3 separate regions of the Homo sapiens genome follow, and regions 2 and 3 are each linked to region 1. Evidence: chromatin contacts called from ENCODE Hi-C or POLR2A ChIA-PET data. All regions are on one chromosome and are shown on one strand. The core of a region is the stretch at or near the end of the contact, and the rest is flanking DNA. Distances in the headings are between cores, read along the strand shown. Region 1 holds the start of VAMP1 (vesicle associated membrane protein 1). Region 2 overlaps CD9 (CD9 molecule). Region 3 overlaps LOC105369625 (a long non-coding RNA gene).

What was found. Hi-C counts contacts between places; a loop is a spot of excess contacts on that map. ChIA-PET counts read pairs that join two places held with the same protein, here RNA polymerase II (POLR2A). Pooled maps may share reads with other maps.
Region 2: a map of PC-9 shows a loop between it and region 1 (6-fold over the local background). The contact joins the enhancer-like site here to the promoter of VAMP1 in region 1. A Hi-C loop is called at or near these places in 3 of 168 maps with a recorded cell type or tissue (Calu3, PC-9 and psoas muscle) and 8 of 50 pooled maps. POLR2A ChIA-PET finds 5 or more read pairs at or near these places in 6 of 52 experiments (A549, HEK293T, WTC11 and 3 more).
Region 3: a loop to region 1 is called in a pooled map, with 3 times the contacts of the local background. The contact joins the enhancer-like site here to the promoter of VAMP1 in region 1. A Hi-C loop is called at or near these places in 3 of 168 maps with a recorded cell type or tissue (PC-9, chondrocyte and mammary epithelial cell), 1 of 37 single-sample maps with no recorded cell type and 9 of 50 pooled maps. POLR2A ChIA-PET finds 5 or more read pairs at or near these places in 6 of 52 experiments (A549, AG04449, CD8-positive, alpha-beta memory T cell and 3 more).

Annotation. Positions count from the first base shown.
Region 1 is chr12:6,468,366-6,472,892 of GRCh38, reverse strand. VAMP1 (vesicle associated membrane protein 1) reads left to right here and starts at 2,216. Exons shown (of 5, transcript NM_014231.5): 1 at 2,216-2,363. The coding sequence starts at 2,362. It also overlaps a transcript of TAPBPL not described here. RefSeq lists silencers at 1,665-1,924, 2,135-2,184, 2,685-2,734.
Region 2 is chr12:6,213,417-6,217,943 of GRCh38, reverse strand. The region is part of intron 1 of CD9 (CD9 molecule); the gene reads right to left. Among named protein-coding and RNA genes, the nearest start is that of CD9, 15 kb to the right of the region's middle. RefSeq lists enhancers at 2,086-2,589, 2,590-3,091, 3,092-3,595 and a silencer at 2,467-2,761. Within about 2 kb of position 1,848, at least 24 of the 41 ENCODE cell types and tissues checked have a DNase peak (open chromatin) inside an H3K27ac peak, as active enhancers do; they include PC-9 and endothelial cell of umbilical vein, where a contact is called at or near this core.
Region 3 is chr12:6,276,462-6,280,988 of GRCh38, reverse strand. The region is part of intron 2 of LOC105369625 (a long non-coding RNA gene); the gene reads left to right. Among named protein-coding and RNA genes, the nearest start is that of PLEKHG6, 32 kb to the left of the region's middle. RefSeq lists an enhancer at 692-986 and a silencer at 1,996-2,475. Within about 2 kb of position 2,753, at least 32 of the 41 ENCODE cell types and tissues checked have a DNase peak (open chromatin) inside an H3K27ac peak, as active enhancers do; they include PC-9 and mammary epithelial cell, where a contact is called at or near this core.

The sequences.
Region 1 (4,527 bases), core at 967-3,466:
TGCCCAGCTAATTTTTGTATTTTTAGTAGAGACGGGATTTTGCTGCGTTAGCCAGGTTGGTCTTGAACTCCTGGCTTCAAGTGATCCGCCCTCCTTGGCCTCCCACATTGCTGGGATTACAGGTGTGAGTTACTGCGCCTGGCCCTTTTTCTTTTCTTTTGGAGATAGGGTCTCATTTTGTCACCCAGGTGGGAGTGCAGTGGCGTGATCTCGGCTCACTGCAACCGGAACATCTGGGCTCAAGCTGTCCTTCCGCCTCAGCCCCCCAAATAGCTGGGACTACGGGAGTGAGCCACCACGCCCGGCCCCATTCTTTTTGTCTTTGGGGGCTTATAATTTTTTGCAAATTTTCCCAAATTGTCATTTTTCCCCCTAACTTGCCATTTTGATGTGGTTTCAGGAGGAGAATGGGATAAACACATATGATGAATGCATTATGTTTCCAAGTGCAATTGTTTCCTTAAGAAGACTTGTGACATTTGGATAGATAACTTTGGTGGACTTTTTAGAGAATAGATGTAAAGGATGGCAAGACTGGAAGCAGAATGATGTATCATTGATCTTAGGAGGCACTTGGGTTTTTTGTGTGTGCTTGTTTGTTTGTTTTTTTGCATTTCAATATCTTCTAATTGGGATGTTTCACTTTAGCTATTAGTCAGACAGCAGTCAAACTATATTTGTCATACCTGCTCATGAGCATCAAAGCTTGCCAAATGGGTGTCTGAGGCTTGGAAGAAAACTCTAGAGCCTGGAGAGGAACACTCTTAGGAAATGCTGCATCACCAAAGCCCTTATGAAATGCACAGAGGACTACATTGCGTGGAAATTAGTGGACATCCAAGACTGAGTCAAAAAAGTGAATCATTAACAATCAGTCTCTGTGAAGTTTTAGGGATAGTTACCATGTTATTGTTTTCTATTTCCCTTTTTATGCATGCACAAGAGTGAAATATAGAAATCGGTATGTATATAAACCCATATTTTCAATACATGTAAAACAAAAATGCTAAGTGGTAAGGAAAGCATTTGTCACAGATAATTTGCAACCTTTTTTCTTTTTTTTTTTGAAACAGGGTCTTGCTCTGTTGCCCAGGCTGGAGTGCAGTGGCGTGATCTCGGCTCACTGCAACCGTCGGCTCCCGGCTTCAAGCGATTCTCTTATCTCAGCCTCACGAGTAGCTGGGATTACAGGCGCCCGCCACCATGCCTGGCTGTTTTGTATTTTTAGTAGAGACAGAGGTTTCGCCATGTTGGCCAGGCTGGTCTCGAACTCCTGATCTCAGGTAATCTGCCTGACTCGGCCTCCCAAAGTGCTGGGATTACAGGTGTGAGCCACTGCGCCCGGCCTTGTAACCTTTTTTCTTAGCGGGACATAAAATAATGGTGAATTTTCCAACTGATGGAGTCCAGGAAAGGGATAATAGTGAGCAGAGGGGAGATAATCACTGGAATGCCAAGAAGGAAAAATCAACTCGATTTGGCAGATTACTGGGGGAGAGGTAAAGGTGAAGGGGAGGAAATCTAGGATGGTTTCCACGTTTCTGGTCTGGGCAACTGAGTCGATGTGGTAACCTCGACTGGAGCAGGTTTGGGAGGGAGTTCAATTTAGGAAGGCTATGTTGAAAGAAACGAATGAACGAAAGCTTCGTGCTTGCTTTGGTGGGACGGAACCCCGCATCCGGTATCTGGCACCAGGAGCTTGTGGCTGTGTCTCGAGGCTCCTGCACCCTCTCAGAGCGTTAGTTAGAGGCGGGGCGGTGGTGCGGAGCGAGGGCCAGAGCAGGGCACCAGGGCTGGGCGCGCACCAGGAAGCCGCCGCCTCCAGCTGAATGCGCGAGTCCCGGCGCGGGGTGGGGCAGGGGCGGGCACGGTCTTCAGTAACTGCCTAGCGATTGGTTGGGAGGCACCACAAATGCCTAACAAACTGCTGAAGCGCCCTCCGAAGGGACAGACCTCATCTCCACCCCGCCCCGTCCCTCCGCCAGACTGGAGCGCAAACTATGGTCGCATTGATCACTGAAGGATCCTCACAGCAACCGCTCCTTTCCGGAGTCGGATGAGAGGAGAGTTGTGACTGGCAATTGGCAGGGGCGGGGCGGGCTAGGCCTGTAGCGCTGGGCGACCGTCCTGGGCATGGATTGGGCCGCGGGGTTGTCACCGTTATCCGGGAGGCGTGGTCAGCACTAATAAAGGCGGAGGCCGGCGCGGCAGCTGCAGTAAGTTCCAGCGCAGCTAGACCGCGGGGTAGTCGGCGCGAGGCGGAGCTTGGCAGTTCCGTCCACTTCAGCCGCAGCGTCCCTCACCGGGTGTCTCGCCGCAGCCTCCGGAGAGGAACAGACCCTCACTCTCTCTGTCAGAAAAATGTGAGTTGACTCTGGTGTGGGGGCTCGGCACCTCCTTGACAACTCTCGCCCCAAGCTCCCGATTCTGCGGGACGGAAAATGGCGCAATGCAGCAGCTGCAGCAACGCGGGGAACTACCACCGCGCGCCGCTTCCGGACCGGGCCACCCCCAGGGAGGGGGGCCAGCACCCCATTCTCGCACCAGCCACAGCTAGCACCCCACGGGCGGGGCAGGGGCGCAGGGGTCCCACAATCATTGCACCCTCTCCTCTCGTCTGAGTGGCGCCTCATTCTGGTTTTGGTATAGTGGAGACTCGGAGAGGGCGGGGGCTGGGGGTGGTGGATGGAGACAACTGGGCAGGGGACTCGAAAGGTATTTCTGTCATCTGGCTAAATCACTACTCAGCGCCTCAGGAAAGACAGTCATGGGTGCAACTGCCAGTTGGTAACTTATGTTGCCCTACAATCTCTGGATTTGTTTACCCCTCACCCAAAGTGTGATGTCTAGCCCCCCTCATGGCAGTGAGCAAAGCTGCAGAAACTTATCTGCCAGTTCTCTGGCACCAGGTGAGCAGCTCAGAAAGACTCAAGGGGTAGTGGGATAGTGGCCTGTCATCCCAAGCGGCTGTTCATACCAAGGCCATTCGTATAGGAGATGTTTTTCTATCACCGAGTCTTACCAAATAGTTGGAGGAGAAATAGGGAGAGCTGAGCTTTCCCCCTTTCCTCCAACACACACAGTTTAGTCTCCAGCAGTCTTCAACATCACCCCCTTCGCATGATCTTGAGGGAAAACTACGGCTAAACAAACGAAGTACTTCTCTGTCAAGACCTCAATATGTCTAATACAGATTTTTCTTTCTGATTACTACCCTGGCCTGGTCCTAGATGTATTTATGTTGCTTCTCTAAGTGACAAAAAAGGGAAAGATTTACTTGTGTTACATAAGGGTTGTAATTATCCCTAGATATTTTACTGTTGAGTGTTTCCAACTCCCAACAAGTAGTAAGTGAAATTGGCCTTGCAAATACTTCATAGCCATTTCACTTTTTCTTTTTGATTTCTATGGTTTTAACCAGATATGAGTGTTCTATGCATTTTGGGCAAGCCGTAGAATTCCAGTTGTTTTCATTTTGGGGAGGGGGCTTCCAGATAGTATCTACGTGGGATGAACAGAAGGCAACAGAAAAATCGTGGTGGCTAGCGGGGCATCACGAGGTCTCTGACCTTAATCTTGTCATTGGTGCTACCATCCTGGACTGCTTCCAACACTGGCTGCTACCTACTCATTGAATTTTCTGCCTTAAGTCGAGAGCTAGATTGCTTAGCTAGCTCAGTGGCAGGACAAGAGTCTTGTGGCTCCCATGACTTTGTGTCTATCTTTGCTTTACCTCCTTTGCACCTTAGAGGGAAATGGAAAAGTGATTCTTCAAATGGGGAATGAGTCAGGTGTAATCTGCTACCATAGCCTCTCTGAGGAGTTATTCTCTATCTTTTTAGACTAAAAGAAATTCACTTAATCAAGGAGAATGAGCTTCTGGGTATTAGTTCTATTGTAATTAGTCAAATAATTTCCTTTTAGGTGACTTTGTGGTTTCATTTTTGTTGCATTTACTCTTGGACTGCTCCTGTGAAGTATGTTTGGTGAGATTCTGCTTCTGTTTGAGGAGTTCTTACTGTAATTTCTATTCTCCATCAAATTTGAGAGATCTCCCCCCTGCCTGTGGGTGCTTCCTTGGCCGAGAACATCTCATGACTTAGGTTATACTTCTGGGAATTCTTTAGGAGGTGAGTTTAGCCTCCATGTTTTGGGACATGGAGAGGAGTTTGTCTTGAAGACCACACACTAACTTTGAGTGGTACAGAATGAGAGAACATTCTCTGTGTGTATAGTACAGTAAACCAAGATCTCTCTTTGGGATGTAAGTAACCAAGGGAGTCATCTGAGACTGTCAAATCCAGAAAAGGAAGGGACAGAATGTCTATAATGCATGCACATTGAGGACAATTTCTAGCATTTTTGCTTCCTGTCTATGCTCTTGGAACAGTTTCCATAACTAATGTAATTGCTTTGGGCCCCAGATTCTATCTAAGTGAAACCCCCATTTTCTCTGCCAAAAACAAAGCAAACAAACAGTCCTGACTCACTCCACCTACATAGACTTTGCCTTTGGTGATTTTCCAA
Region 2 (4,527 bases), core at 599-3,098, 250 kb after region 1:
CCATTTTTTAAAAAGGACAAAATATTTGTTATGCTTCCTCTATTCAGCTGCCTTGGAAAGCCCAGAAAGTGGAGAGCAGATCATTGCTCACAGTGATTTCTTGCTGAGGATGCCTTGGCCTTGAGGTGGCCATATCTACCACTTTGGGAGGGGTTGGAGGTGGGCAGTGGTGAGTGGATGGAGTCCAGGAAGGAGGGAGAACTTTCTTCCCAACTTCCCATTGTCCTCCTGGAAAAGCAATGGCTACTTGGTTACTCTGCTGAGCCCATGGTCAAAATGATACACAATTTTCAACAAGGGACAGGTGGCTTAATAGAAAGAATAGTGAGCTGCTGCCTGCACAGCTGTGCCACCTAGGGCCTGCTTCTTTATGGGGTGGGCATCAGAATCATCTGGGAAAATACTTGTTTTTTTGAGACAGGTCTCAATCTGTCACCCAGGCTGGAGTACAGTGGCACAATCTTGGCTCACTGCAACCTCTGCTTCCCGGGCTCAAGCGATCCTCCTACTTCAGTCTCTCAAGTAGCTGGCACCACAGGTGGAAGCCACCATACATGGCTAATTTTTTTTTTTCTTATTTTTTTTGTAGAGACAGGGTTTCACCGTGTTGCTCAGGCTGGTCTTGAACTCCTGAGCTCAAGCAATCCACCCACCTTGGCCTCCCAAAGCTTGGGATTACAGGTGTGAGCCATGGCACCCAGCCTACCTGGGGGATTTCTAAACATGCACCTGCCTCAGCAATCCCAGGGGACTCTTTGTGCTCCCAGGGATTCTATTGCACGCCTCTGTTGAGAATGACTGGACTGTGATGGATATAAACTTGGGCTCTAATTCTGGCACTGCTACCTAGGAGCTCTCTGACACTACACACTTTCCTCAGCTTCTCTGAACGTTACAGTCCTCGTTTGTGGAAAAAAAACAGTATGATACCTGTCCTGCCTTCAACGTAGGTTGAAGGAGAGGATTAAATAAAGTGATGCATGTAAAACATTCTGAAAACTGTGAAGTGTTACAGCCAGCCGGATTCCATAGGGAAAAAAAATGACAATAATAATAAACCCTGAGAAAGACGTGAGGTGACACTGGGTCAATTCATGGGCCCTCTGTGGACGGCTGTTGTGTCCTCCTGTGATCGGAGAAGGCGGCTGGGTGGCAGCGGGGGAATTTAGGACACTGGGGTTCTGTTTCCTGGTTTGTGTGGGAGTCTGTGTGAGCGCTGGGTAGTGGAGGAAAATGGATAAACTTATCTGCTTCACACCTGCAAACTGCCATCCAGAGCTCCACTAAGACTGGATGGGAATGGCCAAAGGAAAGTGGGGAAGGAAGGCTAAAGGGAGACTGTTGGCTCAGATTTTAGGCTTCTGTCCTTCCTTGGATCACAAACTGCTTCCGTGGGCAAATTAACCCTGCTGAAAGGAGTTATTACAGCAGCAGATAACAGAGAGAGAGGGGATTTTCCTGGGTTGGGCAGGAGAGGAAACCTTGGCCTCTTTATCACCCTCCTTCAATAAGATGCTTGTCAGCCCTGGTTTTTGTTTTTGTCATCTACTAAACTTGGGAGAGCATTAGTCATAGTTGTCCATAGCACCCAGGAAGTAAGCAACACACCAAATACTGGGGATGCAAGTTTCCCACACCAGCAGTTTTCCAGGCCCCAAAATACCAGTCACGCTTTAAGAAAGCCACAGAAGTGGAGATAGGCCCTCCCTCTTCGCACAGACTTCAACATTTAAAAACAAGTCAGGCCACCCAGACCTGTGGGCTCTGGGCCTCGCCCATCTCCATGGCAACCCTTGGCTCACTACTGCATGCCAAGCCTTGGATGGGCTGATTCACTCCTCAGGAAGCCGGGCCAGGCAGTGCCAGCAAGAACAAACAGGATCCCGATGCCCACAGCCTCCTCCAACCCTCTCTGTGTCCTCCTCTCCCACCTCCAAATGAAGGCTGGGGCTGTTGTCTTTGGAAGGGCAAAGCCACTTGGGCAGGACTAGAGGCTTTGGGGTGCTCCCTTATCCAGCTCCACCACACAGTAAACACCGGGAACAAGAAAACCAAAACTCCGCTGTAATCAGCAGAAGAAATTGCCACGACTTGCTCTCCTTAAGCGTCCCAACTAAACTACTGTAATAGCTCATGGCGGAATTTCTAGATGACAACAGGGCATATTACTAACTTTAGTTTTACTACAGCCAAGTTGAAAAGCCCCAGAGATCACAGCCCTAGAGAACCAGAACTCCCTTTTGTAGGTATGACTGGTTGGTCAGGCGCATCCTGGGGGCCATCTCTCCTCTCCAGACAACTTCTGCTCTTGGGACTTCTACCGAGCCACTGTCTGAAGGCAGTGCTCAAACCTTCAGAAATTCTTATCTTCAAAGGCAACCCAGGAAACTCTTCTCTATGCCAGTCCAGCAGCTCTCGAAATGACCCCAGACCAGCAGCAGGATGACCCAGGAACCTGGACATGCAAATTCGCAGTTCCCTCCTAGACTCACTCAGTGAAACTGGAGTGGGACTGGGCCGGCACTCTGTTTTCCAACACCTCCCCAGGTGACTCTCATCACGCTCAAGTTTAAGAACCACTACTCTAGGCCTTCATTTACACACCAATAATCAGGAAGGACAGAGAAAAGCTCTCTCTGGGGGTTCTGAATCCAGAGAATAGCTTTCTAAATGCCAGTGCCGAAAAGCCTGAAGGCATGGATGGGAGGTGTGAGCTTCCTCTGAGCTGGAGGTGCTTTGTGTGTGTTAGGGAGAGCTCACTGCCCAGCCCCACGAGGGAGCAGGACTGGCACCTACTACTTTACACTCCGATCTGGAGAGTGGGGCATTTGGGGGCTCAAATGCTTTGACCAGCACTGTGAGCCACGGGGAGGGAACCTGGGGTCACCCTGGAAATGCGGCATTGTGACCATTAAGGGTGAGGATGCAGAGAGGTGGGAAGGCAGGAAGAGGTAAGAAAGGAGAGAGAACGGCTGGACAACTCTGTGCTGAACCCACTGAGCCAGGAAGTCATGGTAAAGGGCTCAAGTTGGAACCTGCGTTTGGCTCCCAAATGCACATCCACCACCCAGGCCCTGCCTGCGTGAACTCTCCTCTGGTAACAGGCCCTGGTGACTCAGTGGGCCCGTGAGAGGCTCCCACAACCTGCAGCAGGGCACTCCTGGTAAGAACCTCCCCCCTGAATTCTGCAGCCGGCTGTGCTCCCTAGGCCAGCTCGCTGTTATGCATGAGACTGGACTTCTCCTCAAACCTCCCCGAACTCTAGAAAAACAATTTTTTAAAAGAATACACTCAGAGGCTGATGGTCAGGCCTCTGACCTGACCTAGCACTTTGGGAGGCTGAGAGGGGGGCGGAATGCTTGAGCTCAGGAGTTGGAGACCAGCCTGGGCAATATGGTAAAACCCAGTCTCTACTAAAAAATACAAAAACTTAGCTGGGAATGGTGGCACACGCCTGTAGTTCCAGCTACTTGGGGGGCTGAGGAAGGAGGATGGCTTAAATCCAGGAGGTCAAGGCTGCAGTGAGTTGACACTGCGCCACTGCACTCCAGCCTGGGTGACAGAGACCCCATCTCAAAAAAAAAAAAAAAAAAAAAAAAGAGGCTAATGGTCAAGTTGCAGGTTGTCTAGCTTAGGGAAAATAACACCACAGTAGCAATTTAACAGTAGAAGTTACTATGTACAAGGACCCACGCCCCCGACACATTACAGGAGGTGGTTTATGTACAGTCTCTCACTGAATCCTCTCATCACCCTCATTTTATGGATGAATCAGGCTCAGAGATTTTAAGCAACTGACTCAAAAAGACACAGCCAGGAAGAGGCAGAGCTCAGATGGAACCAGCTCCACATAGACGACTCAAAGCTATGCTCTTCTCGATGCACGGTGCTTCCTCACTGGCCAGGGGGTGACTGGGAAAGATGTGAATCCCTGAGAAATTTTCTTGGGGGACAAGTGGGAGGCTTGGACGTGTTGAATTTGGCAAAATGCTCTGACTTAAGCCTTAACCTGGTGACAGGGTTTCCCTGCCTGCTGCAGCTTGACAACAGATGCTTTCAATTTGGGGTGTTGACCCTAGCCCTGGTGGGGGCCAAGAGGGAGGGAGGGAAGATGCTGGCCCGTAGCTTCTCCCTTGGGTTTGTTCTCTCCCGCCATTGAGGCTGGGAGAGGTGGTGGTCCCTGGGAAGCTGCACCCTCAGGCGCTACCTTCCTTCCACTTCCTACCCCTGGTGTCTACACAAGCAATGGTGACCGTGGCTCTGCATCTCTCTGGGACCTGGTTTCTGGGTGTAGGTGTTCTAGGTGTCCAGAAAATTCTACATACGAAGAATCAACTTCCTTTTGGAAGGCACAAGGAGTGAACTGAAGGAGAGGCATTGAGGCCACCCTTCTTGGTGTGGACATGAAGTAGATTTTCCTTCAATTTCCATTGTAAATTAATTTCCAAGTTGAGCTCCACAAAGCGAGTCTCTGCCAATGGGGCATTCTTACAGGCGCTTCCAGCAAAGTGCAAAACTGATTCCCTT
Region 3 (4,527 bases), core at 1,504-4,003, 190 kb after region 1:
GGAGTGGGAGGCTGGGGTGGAGGAAGTGGTCAGCAGAGCAGAAGAGGACAAGGAACAAGGAGGCCCTGGTGGCAGACAGGTCCCCCGCGCGGATGAGGAGGCTGCCTAGAATAATGAGAGGAGTGGGTGCAGAGCAAGACGGGAGCCAGGGGCCGAGCAGGAGGCCAGAGGAAGACAGCGACGAGGAGAGAGCGCTGGAATGGGATGCCCTGAAAGGATGTTCATGAGGGGGTGCGGTGGGGGTGGGGGTGGGGCGTAACTTCTGGAAGCAGCCATGTGGAGCCTGGAGGACACCAACCTCATTTCCTGCCCCTAAGGTGTGTGGGGAATGTGAGAATAAGATCAAGGCTAGATTTGAGGAAGAATTTTCTGACCCCATAGGATATGAGGCATGAAGACTGGCCACTAAAGGAACGCTAGGAAGTATCTCTTTTCTTTCCGGGGAGGTTTAGGACCAGAACTGACTCCCACCCCCACTCCTTCACTTCCTTCTCCTCCAGTCTTTTGGAGGTCTGTTAGGCACTGCCTGGCATCCTTTGGTCTAGGTTTCGTTCACTGAACAAACCTATTGAGCCCCAGGAGCTGGCCATTCTAGGAACTGGAGACACAGCAGGAACAAAACAGAAGGAGGAGTTCACCTCCCAGCAGAGGGTTTGTTTAGGTTTGTTCTTGGTGCAAAGCTATCCAAAGGGAGAGTTACTCATGGGTGCTGGAATTGGGATGTGGAGTGAGTTCAGAGAGTGAGTCACTCTTGCTGCCTAGGGGTGGGGAAAGGTGGAGTGGCAGTGGCCGGAAATGGAAAAAGGCCAGAACTTGGTGTTTGAGGACTGGGGCTGTGTGGCCTTGAGCAAATCATTTGTTTTTCCTGTTGCTGACCTGGAAAGCAGGGAAGAGTCCCTCATTCCCCACATTGCTGTGGAATTAAATGAATGTGTTGCTCAAATAACTAAGAGCTATGCAAATGATCCTTATGCCATTCCTTAAGTCTTCACTCCCTTCTCCTAGTATGGGCACAACAATAGCAGCCCCCTCCCGCCCACGGTAGGTGTATTAAATACAAAACTATGCACAAAGGCTCAGCACAATGGTAGGTGGCACCGGGTAAGTGCTGGTCACCCTCGTTAGTCCAGTCTCTGTTCAACGCCAGTGAATTTGCCACCATCTCAGGACCCAGCTCCACCGGGAAGGAGAAATGGGTAACTGTCCCAGGCAGAGGGCTGTGAGTCAGGGTGCTGGGGCCAGGCATGGATCTGCTGGGCACTCACATTCAGGACCTTAGTCCCTTGCGGATGACAGTGGAGGAGGAAGCCCCCCGATGAGGAAGGCTTTTCTGCCTGCTTCCTTCTCCCTTGCACCCCAGAGCCCCTCATCCATCCATTCATTTCGTACATTGTGGGACTATGCGGGCAAACGGGGCTTACAAGTCAGGATCGGGTGGAGAGCAAGACAGAGGAGGCCACTGCTCTCAAGGGCCTGCCGACCAGGCGCAGGATCAGGTCACTCGCCATCTCCCTGGAAGCTAAGGGCTATTTCTGGTCTCTCCTCTGCAGGCTGGGTGGGTAGTTGGGCTGTTCCAGCTTCCAGTTCCCACTTGGCCTTGGCTTGGGGTACCAGGAGAGGGCCCTGAAACTCATTTTTTAGAAGCAGAAGTGGGCGCGGGGGCAGTGGCTCATGCCTATAATCCCAGCGCTTTGGGAGCCGAGACCGAAGGATGGGCTGAGGCCAGAAGTTCCAGACCAGCCTGGACAACACCGCAATACCCGGCCTCTACAAAAAACGAAACAATTAGTCGGGTGTGGCGGCGCGCCCCTGTGGTCCCAGCTACCCAGGAGGCAGAGGCGGGAGGATCGCTTGAGCCTGGGACGTGGAGGTTGCAGTGAGCCGACATCGCGCCACTGCGCTCCAGCCTGGGCGACAGAGCGAGACCTCATTATCTACAAGAAAATGGAAAAATACTCCAATGCACCCCATATGTCCTTGGATTCCCGGGTTGCCGCCGATTGGCGCTTTCTCGCCAGAGCTCAAAGCCAGCTCGGCGCTCCGAGGAGGGCGCGGACGGGGCGGGGCGGGGCACCCCGGCTGCGCTTCCGCGCGTGGCCGCGAGGGGGCGCGGCAGGACGGGGCTGCCAGGGCGGCCGCGGGTGAGTCAGGGCGGCGCCAGGATGAGTCAGCCCTCCGTGGGCTTACCGCGCCCCCTCCGCCCCTGGCTTCCCCGCCCGGCCGCGCCCTGGCCGCCGGCTCGCCCTGACCCTCGGGGATCCCAGGCTCTGCGCCGCCCTGCGCCCTCCCGGGACTCCCCTGCCGCCAGGAGACCGCGCCTCCCGGGAACACAGGGCAGGGCGCGCGGGCCTGGGCCAGGCCGTTCCCGCGGGCCCTCCCGTCGCTCCTTTCCTGGGGCCGGGCGTGGCTTCCCTCCCAGAGCGGGTTTCGGGGCCGGCCCCGGCTCGGCCCGGATTCGAGGGACAGCTCTGCCAAGGCCCGGCCATGGGCGGCCGCCGCGGGGGAAATGTGCCCCCTGGCTAACACGTGGGGAGAAAGCCCTCTCCGTTCTTGGGTGTACCCCGGTGTTTCGGCCTCTTCTCAGAGCAAATCAGGAAAAAATAGGAACTCCTGGGTGGGTCCCCGCTTGGCAGGTTGAAGAAGGTGTCCTGACAGGATCTGGCTCAGAAGCCGAGTGTGTTAAAGCTGCAGAAAACTTGCCAAACCTGGGCCACCGGCCTCACCTTGGAGATCCCGCCCACGGACGGACGCAGGGACTCTCCAAAAGTCCCAGAACTCACAAGTCAGCTCTGCTGGGCCTCCCACTCACAAGGTGCATGCAAAGTGCCTAAAATAGTGCCTGGCGTATAGTCAGCGCTCCACTAAGATTGCATTTTACAGATACAGGTGACCCTGAGCAACAGGGCGTTCAACTGCGAGAGTACGTTTATTCGAGAATTTTCTGCTGTCTCTGGGACAGCAAGACCAACCCTCCTCTCCCTCCTCCCCCTCTTCCTCAGCTTTTATGCCTGATCTACTTCCATTTATGAATAGTAAATACACTTTCTCTTTCTTATGATTTTCCTAATAATATTTTCTCTACCTTCCTTTATTGTAAGAGTGCAATATATAATACATATAACATCAAATACGTGTTTACCTACTGTTTATGTTATCTGCAAGGCTTCTAAGTCAACAGTAGGCTATTGGTAGTTAAATTTTAGGGGAGCCAAAAGTTATACTCAGGTGTGGGAGCCTGTAGTCCCAGCTACTCAGAAGGCTGAGGTTGGGGGATTGCTTGAGTACCCGAGTCCAAGACCAGACTGGGCAAAAGCGAGAACGCTGTCATTGAAAAAAAAAATTATGTTTGACTGCTTGAGGATTGATGCCCCAATGCTTGCATGTGCTGTTCAAGGATCAACTGTATTTTATGTGTATAATTTGAGGTATATAATTATATTTATAGATGCATATTTATATAAACACATATGGATATTTATATATCTATGCCTACTAGCTGATCTTTATGTGTGCCAGGTACTGTTCCAAGTGCTCCTCAGGCATCAATGATCTCATTTGATTTCACAACCACACAAGGACATAAGGTGCTATTATTTATCTGCATATGGTAGCTGAGGAAACAGAAGCTCAGAGAAGCGAGGTAACTTTCTCAAGAGCACACAGCTAGGAAATATAGTGCAGGAGTTCCCCCGACTCCCTAACTTTAGAGGCCGTGTTCAGATATTGGTGGAGTCTGGTAACATACTTACTATCAAGGGTTCAGCCCTTCACAGTGTCTGAAGAGCAAAGTGTTAAACCCAGCCCTGGGAGGAGGAGCCGCTTTCCTTATGGAAATCTGCTGCCCTTGCTTGCTCTGCTCCTGCCACCAGAGGACCAAGCTCTCTGGTTGTTCCCAGGTGCCAAAGGGCCAGAAGAGACTCACTTGCCACTCTTTTCTCCTTGTTAGCTCTCCATATGGCCCCAGGACCTGGTCTCTGGCGCCCGCCATTCCCTTTGCTGGTTTGTTTTTTTGTTTGAGATGGAGTCTCGCTCTGTTGCCCAGGCTGGAGTGCAGTGGTGAGATCTCGGCTCACTGCAACCTCCGCCTCCCAGGTTCAAGCAATTCTCCTGCCTCAGCCTCTCCAGTAGCTGGGATTATAGACGCGCACCACCGTGCCCAGCTAATTTTTTGTATTTGTAGTAGAGATGGGGTTTCACCATGTTGGCCAGGCTGGTCTTGAACTCCTGACCTTGTGATCTGCCTGTCTTGGCCTCTCAAAGTGCTGGGATTACAGGCTTGAGCCACCGCACCCGCCCCCTTGCTGGTTTTGTAGACGACACTTGATGATTTGGGATGAGTTATCTTTAGCAAGGTTTCCCATTTACCTGTGAGCAGAGCAGGGCTGACCTGGGGTTCATTAGAATCTCTTGAGACACGTTCAACACACGGATTCCCCCGGCCTTTTGAAAGCAGTGGTTCTCAACCTTGATTGTACAATGATACAGTGGACTTAAAGGGAATGCTCGTGCTTGAGCCCTCCCAAGAGA